Linked DNA regions of Mus musculus: region 1 is linked to region 2. A link is a contact called in ENCODE Hi-C or POLR2A ChIA-PET data. All regions are on one chromosome and are shown on one strand. The core of a region is the stretch at or near the end of the contact, and the rest is flanking DNA. Distances in the headings are between cores, read along the strand shown.

Evidence for each region. A loop is a pair of places that touch in the nucleus more often than their neighbours do. ChIA-PET counts read pairs that join two places held with the same protein, here RNA polymerase II (POLR2A).
Region 1: a loop to region 2 is called in a map of left cerebral cortex, with 1.8 times the contacts of the local background. The contact joins the promoter of Rad9b here to the enhancer-like site in region 2. A Hi-C loop is called at or near these places in 1 of 37 maps with a recorded cell type or tissue (left cerebral cortex). POLR2A ChIA-PET finds 5 or more read pairs at or near these places in 3 of 5 experiments (Patski and embryonic stem cell).

What each region holds. Positions count from the first base shown.
Region 1 is chr5:122,349,236-122,356,071 of GRCm38, reverse strand. Rad9b (RAD9 checkpoint clamp component B) reads left to right here and starts at 1,867. Exons shown (of 13, transcript NM_001382853.1): 1 at 1,867-1,933; 2 at 3,458-3,528; 3 at 4,362-4,511; 4 at 4,699-4,813. The coding sequence starts at 1,897. Vps29 (VPS29 retromer complex component) reads right to left here and starts at 1,744. Exons shown (of 4, transcript NM_019780.2): 1 at 1,596-1,744. The coding sequence starts at 1,598.
Region 2 is chr5:122,312,024-122,318,336 of GRCm38, reverse strand. Pptc7 (PTC7 protein phosphatase homolog) reads right to left here. Exons shown (of 6, transcript NM_177242.4): 3 at 4,544-4,742; 4 at 1,103-1,226. Among named protein-coding and RNA genes, the nearest start is that of Pptc7, 31 kb to the right of the region's middle. Within about 2 kb of position 3,221, at least 1 of the 3 ENCODE cell types and tissues checked has a DNase peak (open chromatin) inside an H3K27ac peak, as active enhancers do.

The DNA of each region.
Region 1 (6,836 bases), core at 618-3,117, 39 kb before region 2:
GAGGCAGGCAGATCTCTGATTTCCAGGCCAGTAGGGCTACATCGTTATAACCTGACTTAGGATGGAAGAGATGGCTCAGCAATTAAAAAGCACTTGCTGATCTTTGAAGGACCCGGATTTGGTTCCCAGTACCCGCGTGGCACCTCACAACTCCCTGTAACTCCAGTTCCGGGGGATCCGAAGCCCTCTGGTCTCCAGTAGCTCCTGAACTTGTTTGGTGCACATAAACTCATGTAGAGACACATACACAAAAATTCAAAATAAAAATTTAAAAGAAACGTGATGCCCAGCATAGCAACTGCCCTTAAACATAAGCGTTCACCCCTCAAAACGACTTCAGAGACATGAATATGCAATCATTCCAGCAAATTCTTCTTCCTTGCAAGTGTCTCCAAATTGCCATCAAAGAACTAGTCTACTTTAAACTGGAGTCTAAAGCAAAATAATTCTCTTTTAGATGCCAAAATCCAGTGAATTTAAGCATATACCTTTGGAACGGCTTATAAAGCCACCTTTTTTTTTTTCTTTTCCATTTTTTATTAGGTATTTATCTCATTTACATTTCCAATGCTATACCAAAAGGCCCCCGTAGCCACCCACCCCCACTCCCATACCCACCCACTCCCCCTTTTTGGCCCTAGCGTTCCCCTGTACTGGGGCATATAAAGTTTGCATGTCCAATGGGCCTCTCTTTCCAGTGATGGCCGACTAGGCCATCTTTTGATACATATGCAGCTAGAGTCAAGAGCTCCGGGGTACTGGTTAGTTCATAATGTTGTTCCACCTATAGGGTTGCAGATCCCTTTAGCTCCTTGGATACTTTCTCTAGCTCCTCCATTGGGAGCCCTGTGATCCATCCATTAGCTGACTGTGAGCATCCACTTCTGTGTTTGCTAGGCCACCTTTTTAAAAGGTTGTCTGCACAAGGATAATCTGTGAAAAACGCAACGCGTGCCCAGCAGCCAGTGAGGTGCCTTCACTTTAACCTTCATCAGGACAAACAGCAGTCCCCCCCCCCAACTTTAGAGAGCAAAGAGTGCCTTCGAAAATCGGATTACAAGGACGTGTCTGCACAGAAAAGTCGTAGGGACAGCAATCTATTGGGGGGGACGGGCCTAAAGGTCTGATGCAGACTGGGTAAGCTAAGGCTCTCCGAACAACCCCGCGCATCTCCGCAGGCTCCAAACGATCCCCACGACATCGCTCAATGGGGCCGCAGCGGCCACAGGAGACGAGCAGTCCCCTTTCCGGGTCCCCGTCCGGAGTGGCGGCCAGTGCGACGGCTACTTCGCGCTCTGCCCCGAGGCCGGCTACCCCCAGCAAGCCGGGAAGGACCAGGAGGGAAGAGACGTGCGGTCACACCGACTGCCGGAGCCGATCTCGTGACCGGGTCCGGCCGCCGGGTCCGCCTCGCACGCCCTCTGGCCGCTGGGGCGAGGGGGCGACATCAGGCCGAGCCGCACCCTCAACCAGCCGCGGTCCTCCCGTTCCAACTCCGCGGCCACCCGGATCCTCCTCGCGCCCCCACCCCACTCCCTCAACCGGACGCCGCAGCATCCCGGCCCCACCCGGGTAGCAGCCGCCGTGGGGCTCACCATCCTGTCACCAGGGCTCCGTTCAATCACCACGAACGCCGCCGCCCTCTTCCTCAGGCTCCTCGGTCGACCCGCCCACTTCTTCCGCCACCAATGAGACGCGAAGTTGGCAAGAGCCTGTCTTACGGGGGCCCGTAAGGGTCATTTCCCGTCAAGGGAAAAAAAAAAAAAACCCGGCGCTGCAAGAAATCGCTCGTGGGCGGGGCAAAGGAAAGGCTGAGCTCGCGGAAAGTGCGGGGGCAACATCCGGGCACCCGCGGCTGGCGCGCTTGCGCCCTCCATGCCTGCTCTGCCCGTAGCCATGCTGAAGTGCGGGATGACGGGCGGCCAGGTGAAAGGTGGAGCGGCCATTCTTGCTTTGCTACTTAGAAGAGGGAAAAGTCTAACGCCTCGTGCAGGGTTTATCCATCGTCTTCTTCGGCCTCCTCCGCCATTCTTCGCCACGACTGAAGCTGCCATAGCGCGCCTCGCGAGGGCCATGCTGGGCTTCGAAGAGCATGCCAGCCCCGTTCCATTTGATTTATGTCCAGGGTTTAATTCGGTGACCGAGAAAAGAATTGTGCCATTGGGCCTTAAACTCGGATTGAGGAGGGCTGATGTGGAGAGAATTCAAGGGGGGAAATAATACTTGACCAGCAAAAGTATTTTTGAGCTGTGGGAAAACCAACCTGCTGCTTTATTCGACATTCTGCCGGAGACATTTTTTTTATTGTTGTTGGGTTTTGTTTTTGTTTTAATATATAATCTCGAACAATCCTCTCTGTCCCTCAGTCGAAAAATGAGACTAATATTAGCCCCTTCGTTGATAGAGGTTGTTAGAAGCATGGGCTAAATAAAAAGTCCATGTAGTGAGATCAGAAATTAGAAAGACTGTGTGGAGAACTGTATAATACATAGCCTTATAAGGGGGGTGGGATGCTTGGGCTGGGGACCGGGTTTGTGTGTAGACAGACCAAAGAAGGGCCAGTGTACCATCCCCCTTCAGAGGTTGGGAGAACTCAAAATGAATGAGAGCATTAGCACGGAAATTGGCTTGCAGGAGAAATAATGTTGAATTTTATGTCGATGCATATTTATTGAAGTCTTACTGTGTATGTAGGTAAGGGTATACGGCATTTCCTAATGTAAATTAGTCTATAAAACGCTGTGTGGATCGGCTGAGTAGTTTAACTCCCAGGTGTATCTTGACCAAAAAGTTCAGTGTAATCACTTAACGGGAAATTGTTCGGACATATTCAGGAAAAAAGGATTTCAAACCACTGTTTCCAGCTCTGTGGCATCACATACAATTAGGACACCGTGTGGTGAATTCCTGTCATGGTGCCTCCTCTCATAGTGATGCACTTTGCTAAGGCTTGACACAGCATCAAAGTTGAGATCGTTATAGTCTAACAACATGTTAACCTAGCCTAGCATGTTGGAAGCCAAGATGCTCAATGCTGTTGTCGTATGGATAGCCCATGAATGGATGCAAGTGCTAACCACTTAGTTTCCAGCCTTTAGCCCAAGATCAAGCGTAGAGCAATTAGTAGAGCCAGGATGAAATGGGTTAGTCGGAAAAGGCCTTGAAGTTTCGGAAGGATGAAGTTTGCCAACAATTTTGGATAACTAGTGTTTTGATTGAGGAGTAGTCTTGTCTCTGTAAAACTAAAATCCCCTATTTCCATCTCAGGCAGTCTGACCCACAGGGCGCTAACACGCAACAGAAGAATCACTTGCATTTGACAGGCATGACTAAGTTGTTCAGTGGATCCCACCGTCCTTTCTGGTTTTCACTTGAGTCCTGTGCATACAAGAGTAGTCTTGTGGTTTGTCTTCACTGCTTGGGAAGAATGTGAACGCACCTTTCTTTTCCTCCATAGTATTTGGGAAAGCAGTACAAACGCTATCACGAGTGAGCGATGAGCTGTGGCTAGACCCATCCGAGAAAGGTGTAAGTTAAAAGGCCTGCTGTGTCGAAAACCAAACCAAAAAAAAAAAAAGCCAGGTGTGCCTCAAATCCCAGCACTTGGGAGGAAGAGGCAGTGGGGTTTCTTTGAGTTTAAGGCCAACCTGGTCCACAGAGTAAGTTCCAGGACGCCAAAGCCACACAGAGAAACTCTGTCTCAAACCCTCCCCTACGGGTCAAGAAACACAAACAGACAAACGAAAAACAACGACAACAACACAAAACAAACCAGGTGTGATGGCACAGGCCTATATTCCCAGTGCCAGGGAGGCAGAGCTCAGCCAGCTATATATCAAGTGTGAGACCAGTTTGAACTACGGGAAACCTATTTTACATGCCAAGATAAATTAAATTTAAAAGAATGTTAAGTGACTGGTTCATATATTAAAGCAAGAGAAGATGTTTTAAAAGTGCTAAGTCCAAGTGAAGTGTGGTGGGTAAAATCGAGAGCACATAAAAATTCCAAAACCTGACAGTTTATAAGCATGCATTCCCAGAATGGCTGCTGCGTTAAGTTATAGCTTCTCCCCCCAGGCAAGGTATGAGGTCAGTCACTTAGGGCTTTTCTGTCACTTCCCACACTTCATGCATTAACGTTGTGGTCACTGTGGACACTGACAGTTTTACGGTATCAGAGCTTGAGAGTATAGATTTTGTATGTGTATGTTCAATATAGATATATACACATCTGTAGGTACCATGTGCAAGTTCAGTGCGCACGGTTTTATTTGAATGTATTTGTGGCATTATGGTCACAGCAGGATTGACTCAGGATAGAAGTCGGTCTTCTCTGAAATAGCTCACTTATTCCTTTCCAGCTTGCTCTGAGATCTGTGAATTCTTGTCATTCCACGTATGGCTACGTCCTGTTTTCATCTATGTTTTTTCAACATTATCAGTGGTCACCCTTTGCCACGATGAGTGATACTGACTTACCACTGAATTTAAATTGCAAATTGGCAATAAAGGTAAAAACAGTTGATTTTCTCTTATATGGGAGGAATACTCCTTTTGTAGGGCTTAACAGCTGTACTATACTTAATCATTTCTATGCCATTTATGAATATACAGACGTTCATCTGTTGGGCTTTTTAAAGTTAATGGGGTAGCCATAGTAAGTATGTGTTTAATGTTTACGATGTGTTTGTATTGCAGTCAGTTCTGCCAATCTTTAGATGTCTGAATTACCTTGAAAGAAGTGTGGAGAAGTGCACAGTAGTCGCCAGAGCGGATAAATGCAGAGTCGTCATTCAGTTCTTCGGCAAGCATGGTAGGTGCAGCAGAAAGTGGTGTGTTTCTTAGTGTCTTTGTGCGTACAGTCTGCAGACGACTTCGGAGTGGGTTCTGTGCAGGAATGCAGTGTGGCAGGTGTGACACCTGTCTTTGCAGGTGTAGTGTAAGCAAAGTGGCCGAGGTTATCTCCTCAGGACTAAAAGGCACAAGCTCGTCTGCATGCAAAACAAAACAGCTTTTTAAAACGTCCAACCAGGGAGGTGGATCAGTCAGCCTTGCAAGCAAATGATCTGACATCATGATCAGGACCATGTTTTTAAAAGAAATGTAGGTATGGTGACAAATGCTGGTAGATCCAGTGCTGCAGAGGCAGAGAAGAAGGCAGGTCCCTGGGACTCACTGTCCCCATAGCCTAGACTACCTGATGAGCTTCAGAGCAGTGAGAGGTGCCTCTTAATGAAGAAGGGGGTCCAGATGGAAGACAGACTCGGAAATGACATCTGAGGTTGACCTCTGGCCTTATGTCTCTCACACACACACACACAGGACACATGCTCCCTACATATATGTTCAGTTGAACATGAATTTGTTTTTCTAGCTGGACACAAGGCCACACATCTCTGAACCTAGCACTCAAAAGTGGCTGAGACAATCAGGTCATGAGTTCCAGGCCAGTGTAGCAATATAGCTAGTTTGTTTTTGTTTTTGTTTTTCTCTAGACAGGGATTCTCTGTGTAGCCTTGGCTGTCCTAGAACTCGCTCTATAGACCAGGCTGGCCTCAAACTCAGAAATCTGCCTGCCAAGTGCTGGGATTAAAGGCATGTGCCACTACTGCCCGGCAATATAGCTAGTTTTAGGCTCTCACCTATGGAGTGGAATCCTGGCTCAGAGAAATCAATTCATACTTGTATCATTGGTCCAACTCTTCCGTGTTCAGGAATGCTCTTCTGGAAGGCGGTAGCCTTCCATTCACTTCCATACAACTGTTAGAATCATATTTCTTCATTTTGACTTACGCTTATCTTAATAATATATTTTTACTTCAGTGAAATTTTACTCTATAAATACAAATGGTGTAGCATTATTTCTCCCTTCTTTGAATCTAAATCTATGTAATAGGAAACCATGTGAGGAGCATACTTAAAAAGACAGCAAGGCTGACTGTCACAAAATGTAACTGTGAGTTCTATTCCATGGCCTGTTAGCTTTGTGGAAGAACATAAGCTCTGGGAGCCTTCCCTTTCGCTGTGTACACTGGGAGTGGCTTTGCCCTCATGCCACAGGCCACCGTGGGGAGAAAGTGAGGTCATACAGGGGACAGGCCTGGGTCCGGAGCCTGTTGCAGAGGGAGTGCTCATCAGCCAGGACCTCAGGTGGATTTCTGAGAGCCAACTCTTCAGTATCCGCATCATCTCCAACATGGCTCTGTTATCACTATTCGCAGGAAATATTTCTGTACTGGGCTCAATGGGGTGTGTCTGTGACCCCAGCCCTTGAGCAGGTTAGAGGCAGGGGGATCAGCAGTCCAAGGTTATTCTCAAACTACTACGGGCCAACCTGAAATACATGAGTTTGTCTTGAAGCAAAAGCAAAAACTGAAACAAAAATATTGGTGATGAATCCATTTAAGATAGTTTTTGAAGAGTGCTTTTATTATGCAGAGTGCTTTAAGAACGCCTTTACAGAGAACAGAAGGGGCAATCAGACAGTTCAGCCCAATACCACTGGCTCAGGTCAGGGTGAAAGTTCCAAGTTCCACTACAGGCACGGTTCAGTCCAGCCTGCCCCAGCTGCTGCTGCTGCTTCTGTTTCTCATGCCTTCTCTCCCCTCTTCTTTTTCTCCTTCCTCCTCCTTCCTTCTTCTTTTCTTCCTTTTCTCCATCCCTCCTCCTCTCCTTGCTCCTCCTCTCATCCCTCCTTTTCTTCTCCTTTCTCTTCTTCCTTCTTGTCCTTCCCTCCCTCCCTCCCTCCCTCCCTCCCTCCCTCCCTCCCTCCCTCCCTCTCTCCCTTTCTTCTCCCTCCCTTCTTTCCTCCATTCCGTCCTTCTTCTCTCATTGTC
Region 2 (6,313 bases), core at 1,972-4,471:
CTATAAAATGGGCGCTGGAGGACAAGCCTCTGCTCAGCCCTGCCATCAAAGGTTCTACATCTTTCAACCAGCAGAGGGCTAGGACAGCTGGAGGCATGGCTCCAGAGATCAACAGTACTGGTGTCCTTGCAGAGGACCCAGGTTTGGTTCCTAGCATCCACAAGACTGTTCACGTCAGTTCCAGGGGATCCAACACTCTCTTCTTGCCTCCATAGGCAACACTCATACACATAATATTTTTAAAAAGCAAAGTTCATAAAGAAAATGAAAAGCCAACAGGTCTGTGCGTCTAGGCCGCCTCCTCACAGGGGCCTTCCCTAGCCAATCTAAGATAGGAGTCCCCTTTATTTCTAACCCTGCTCACTTGCCAGCAGCCTATATTGTGTATCTATCTCCTCCCCAGCCGTTCTCCTCTGCACTGGAAGCCCCGGAGGGTGGGCCGAGTGCTTCCTGCTGACGGCTGTCAGCACACAGTGCCCCAGTACAAGCGACCACCACAGGGCAGGCACGGTGCTAGGACTTCCTCCCCATGGTGTTGGTTACTCTTCCCTGCCACCCTGAAGGGGAAGACTTTTTCTTCTTCCCAGTTCACAGGCAAGGAGGCACTGCTTGGACAGTAGAAGAAACACCCCAAGCCAGAATGGCAAGGTGCCAGAGAAGAAGGCCAGGTCTGCCAGCCAGAACTTTCTCTGGGCTAAGAGAATCTGGAAAGCCCAGCTTCTGGTCCTGCCACCTTTTGTGGTAGAGGCCAAACTCTCCCTCAGTGATAGCTCTAGTCAACACCCACACTCCTTGCTGCCTGGTCTCACTTCTGACCTCCCAGCCTCAGCAACCGCAGGGTGTGTGGTGACAGGAAAAGGAGAGAGGCATAAGCAGGTGCATAAGATACGAGGAAACAAAGCAACTTCCGACTCCCCTGGACCACCCTATGAGGAAGGCTGAGCCAAGGGCTCCCCCAGTTCTCCTCTAATGTTCCCAATTGTAATCGCCTGGGATAGTATACCCATCATTTTGTGAAGTTCAAAAAACAGTCTTTTCCAAACCAACATAGGGACAGGGCACTGGGCAGAGCGGCAGCTCCCAGGGCCTCCAGGCTCCTTACCTTCAGTTTTTTCAGCTCCTGGAGGATCATGTAATCAGGCATGTTGTCAAAGAGCCCATCTGTTGCTGTCAGGATGATATCTCCTAACTGGACATCGAAAGATGTGCTATCAGCAGCGTCTGGGCTGTGGCAAGGACAGAGGAGGAACAGCAAGGTGAAGGAAGCCCTGCAGGTATGTGCCAAAGGCCCTGCTACCTGCATTTTACAATGTCAGGAGGCTTTAAATATGGCCTCAACTAAGGAAGCTGGGCTAGCGAGCGAGTCAGCAGACAAGGGGAAGACCAGCAAGCCTGCTCACTTGAGTTCTCCCATCCTAAGCACCCACAAGTGAGAGAACTGACTGCCACCAGTGTCCTGTGACCTCCATGCTCCAGCTGGGGCATTAACCCCGCCTCACAACATGAAGTCATACCAAAATGTCAATCCTGAGAAAACTAGCTGACAGCATCATCTGTATGTTTCAAAGGCTCAACAAAAGCCATTGAGTAAAGCTGAGTCCAGGCCAAGAGACCAGTCACGCATGGCACATGGATCAAGAGGAAGGCTCTCTCCTGAGGCAGGTCTAACCTCCACTATGTGCAAGGGAGTGTTCCTGTCCAGTCTGCAGTCTCTGATCCCAGCCTCTCCCACCCACACCACTACGCCCCTTCTGGCTCTCAGGAGGCTAGCCGCCCGCAGAGAACATGAGCGCCCAGAGAGGCTCTAGCACAGTTAAGGGCTGTGTATCTCCCACCCTGACATGGAACGCTTCAAGAAACTAGCTAATTGGCATACTGCAAACAGAATAACCCTCTGAATTGAGAGAAAATCTGTAATATGTTAAATAGAAAAGGCAGGAATATGTGGTGGATACAACTACTTCTGTAAAGAGGGGCAGACACACTTGAAGATTTCTAAGCTCAGAGCATCCATCAATCTGGAGAGAAGCTAGCCCAAGAGCCTCCTGGAGAACATGGGGTTACACCAGCGGCAGGAGGACGGTTGCTTGCCTTTTTTTTTTTTTAATTTATTTATTATTAAATGTAAGTACACTGTTCCTGTCTTCAGCCATACCAGAAGAGGGCATCGGATCCCATTACAGATGGTTGTGAGCCACCATGTGGTTGCTGGGAATTGAACTCAGAACCTTCGGAAGAGCAGTCAGTGCTCTTACCCTCTGAGCCATCTCGCCAGCCCCTGCCTTTTGTTTTTTTGGTATAGCTTTTCTGTTTTAGAGAGAAGGTCTCAACTTGTAGCTCAGGCTGAACTTGAACTCATAATTCTCCTGCCTCGGCCTCCTAGATGCTGGGATGACAGGTGTGTGCCACTATGCCCAAGCTGGGTTCAACTTTTAAAGGATGAGATGGCAGGTATTTTTTTCTTACAAAGCCTAAAGGAAACAGATCTAACTTGGGGGACACAAAGGCAGGAGTTCACAGCCCTGTGAGGCTGGCTCTCCTGAAGGCCACCTTCACTGTTTCCCAGCCTGAAAAGGCAGACAGAGGAGAGACCTAATCGTCCACCTGGCCCTGTGGTTAGGAATAACAGAAGCAAGACCTTAGACACCGACCAAGAGGCCAGAGCCAAAGCACCCCAGGCTTACCAGAAACCCCACACTTGTATACTAAGTGCTGAGACAGAAAACACATGGAAGAAAACACAAAGTAAGCCTGGTACACGCCTGAGGATCTACAGTGCCCCGAGCAAACGCCTGGCTCAGCTTTGCATGGCCATCGAGGGAAGGAGGCAGCTCACATCTAAAGATAAGAGTGACAACTAAGAACACGAAGCAGGAAGAGAAAACCACCATCGTACTGGTGGGCACTGGGCTAGTTCCTTCTGCAAAACTCCAGTCGGTATGCAAGGCTCTGGCTGTGTCCTTACAAGTGCACCGGGTTTTGGAAGTACAGAGTAAAGGCCAGGCTGGCACAGGGCTCTGTTTTATGCTGAGGTTTTCCTTTCCACGAGTGGCCTTTGCCATTCTGCCTGTGAGAGCCTCCCTCCCATTGGACAGCCCGTGCTCTGCTAACACTCCCGCCCATGAGCTTGGTGTCCCGCCAGCTGCAGCTCTGCCCATTCTGACTGAACACACTGTGCCGCTGGAAACTCTCGACCACACTGAAACACGAGCCGGAGTCACATGCTGGTGAGCTGGGCTCCACGGGCTGCTACCTCCACCTCACGGCAGGGCAGCAGACTGTGCCACTAGCCTGCCTGTCCCAAATCTTGCCTGCGGATCTGGTACTCAGAGGCCAAAACCGGCAGCAGCCAGTGTGGAAAAGGAAGCACCTTGACCCAGAGGCTGTCAGCTGAGGCTGTCATTCCAAATGGCTAGGGCTACTGTGTATGTATTACCGCACACTCAACAACACAAGAGTGGGTTCAGTGAGATGGCTCAGGGATGGCACCTGCTGCCAAACCTGACACTGGGAACCCACATGATAGACGAGAACTAACCTGCACACCTGTGCCAGGACACACACACACTACCTCCACCTCATACACAAGATAAATAAATATTTTAGTCACACAGTCCATGTCTAATCAGAGGTTCTTCCACCTAAGGCACTCAGCAGACCCCAAAGCTCAAAGCACTTCCCTCTCTCAGCAGCAGGGTTCTAAGTTTTTTAAGACTGGGTCTTTCTATATATAGCCCAGGCTGGCCTCAAACTGGTAATCCTCCTGCCTTAGCCTCCTGAATACAGGGATTACAGGTACAAGCCCCATGCCTACCTAGCAAGCAGATTATTTAAATGGACAACACCAAATACCTAATTATATAATATCCTTGTTCCAGAATCAAAGGTGGCAGAAATACCTGTTTTATGTTAGTTTGGCCTTGAGATCTGGGTCACTAGGAGGTAATAGGTAGAAAGAAAGATATAAGCAAGAAGAACATTTACTGTGGGCCTCTTCACTGAAGAACCCCAACTCAGGGGTCGCCAGTAAGCAGGTGCCACCCCTGGAAGGCAGCTGAACTAAGTGTGGTCCGAGCCTAACCTCACGAGAGTCTAAGAAAAGAACACACTGAAAATTAATTATAGAGTGTTCCAGTTGTTTTGAAAGGTTCCTGGAAGTTTAAAATTAAACTAAGACATTAGCAATCATCAAGAAAAAGAGACCACCCTAGTGACCCCATTAAGGACGGAGGCAGGTCTGGCCACTTCTCTTCTGTTGGGCGCATGTGTGAGAAGGACCTCTGAGTGGGAAGTTATTCTGACAAGTAAGACGGCCGTCAGCCAGTGTGCGGCTGCCCGAGGACTGGACTGACAGAAGGCGGACTGGCCTGTGCACAACACTTCCAGCTGACTCTGTAAGAGCACCTTGGCTTGGCTGGGATACCCACTTATTCCAAGTCCCTTGCAAAGGCCCCACTAACTGGTCCTGAGGACGTCAGTGTCTCAGGAAAGAGGACAGGAGGGAGGAAGGGAGGGATGGGTGAGGCACCTCCTGCTTGCTTACCTGTCGCTCAGGACAACCCCCTCGGCCTCAGGAGGGGCGATGGAGAGCTGGAATGGAGTGTTGAAGTAGTGCTGCTGCTCGTCAGACCGGTGCACAACCTCGCCGCCCCGGACCACCAGGAAGCCCGAGTCACCCAGGTTCGCTGTGTGCAAGCGGTGGCTACTTCTGTCCAGCACCACGATGCAGGCTGTGCTGCTACCTACAAACAACATGGGCATCCGCTCACTGTCTCCCCCGGGCTGCTGCCCGTCAGCACTCAGCTCCATCCAGGTTTGCCCCACACCCGAGAACCCCGAGGTGCTGAGGACAAGGGGTGTGGGAGCACGGTAAGCAAGGTGCACCATGTTCCTCCTCCTGTAGACACGAGTGCCAGGCCCCACAGCAGGTTACTGGGTCTTACTACTTAGTCGTTGGAACAAGGTTCCTGCAGCTGACACTTCACTAAATTTACTGATGTTTCAGACAGGGACATACCCAGCCTCCAAAACCAGGCTGCCCTCTGCTGTAGCCATGAAGCACTTTCTGGAGACTGATGACAATGAGGCCATAGGACCAATTTTTGCAAGTGGCTCAAAGATCAACCTGTTCACTTTCCAGAGACTGGTGCACAGGAGGACAAGCCCCACCTTGCCAGCAGCCAGCAAGCACCGCGTGCAACCACTGCTGTACAAGGCCCACAGTCTCCGGCCTGGCTGACTACAGCAAAAATTGCACCTGCCTCCACCAGAAGAACACACAGCTCACCGAGAAACAAATGGAGCATGCCCAAGTATGGCCTGCCAGCAGCCAGTCCTCTGAGATTGTTAACAAGAACCGTAAGAAGATGACACAGGCAACCTGCTCACTCTTACTCTGGGGAGGCACTGGGTAAATTAATCTTTCTGAGAGTCATACAGCCCTGAAAACATACATATTGTCATCTAGCAGGTCTCCCTGAAGGAAGCCAGGTGAGAAGACCGTAAGAGATGCAAGTCAGACTGAAAGATAAAACCCCTGGTTAGGAGCCAGAGACCCGGAGTGAGCTACATGGCTCTGCCTGTGCCACTGGGACAGGGACTTTGCTGGCATGAGCACAGTCCTGCACCCAATCCCGAAACAGCTTAGCAGTGTCACACACTCAGCAGCATGATCTGAACCCCAGGGGCTCGGCCACTTTGATGCTCTACGGTCCAGCTCTGTGCTTAGCTTCCTTGTTCACAGCAATAGGACAATAGCCTCACAGAGAGAGTCATGAGGAAAAAGCCAGTTAAGTCATGGCAAACACTCAAAGTGGGCTCTCCAGTCAAGCCACTTGGCAAGCGTGTTAGAGAACACACTTGGGAAGGGAAGATGAGTGAAATAAGGAGATTAAAGCTAGTCTTGGGGGACTGTAAAGATGGCTCAGTGCTTAAGAGGTCTTCTAGATTGCTCTTCCAGAGGTCCTGAGCTCAGTTCCCAGGACCTCATGGTGGCTCACAACCATCTCTAACTCCAGTTCTAGGGGACCTATCCACCACCCTATTCTGGCCTTTGTGGACATGCATACACTCAGGCACACGCATATATGCATACGGTAGATAAATAAATTTATTGTTAAGAAAGTATTGGCTTGAGCTGTCATCCAGCTGCCTGAGTGCTCCCTGAGCATGGCCCGCATCCTGAGCTCACTCCTCAGCATCACGCAAAGCACATGGAGTGCTTGGAGCCCAGTACTCAGGACAGGAAGGCAGGAAGGAGGCTGAGAAACTCAAGGTCATCCCCAGCCACGCTGAGTCTGAGGCCAGCTGAGGC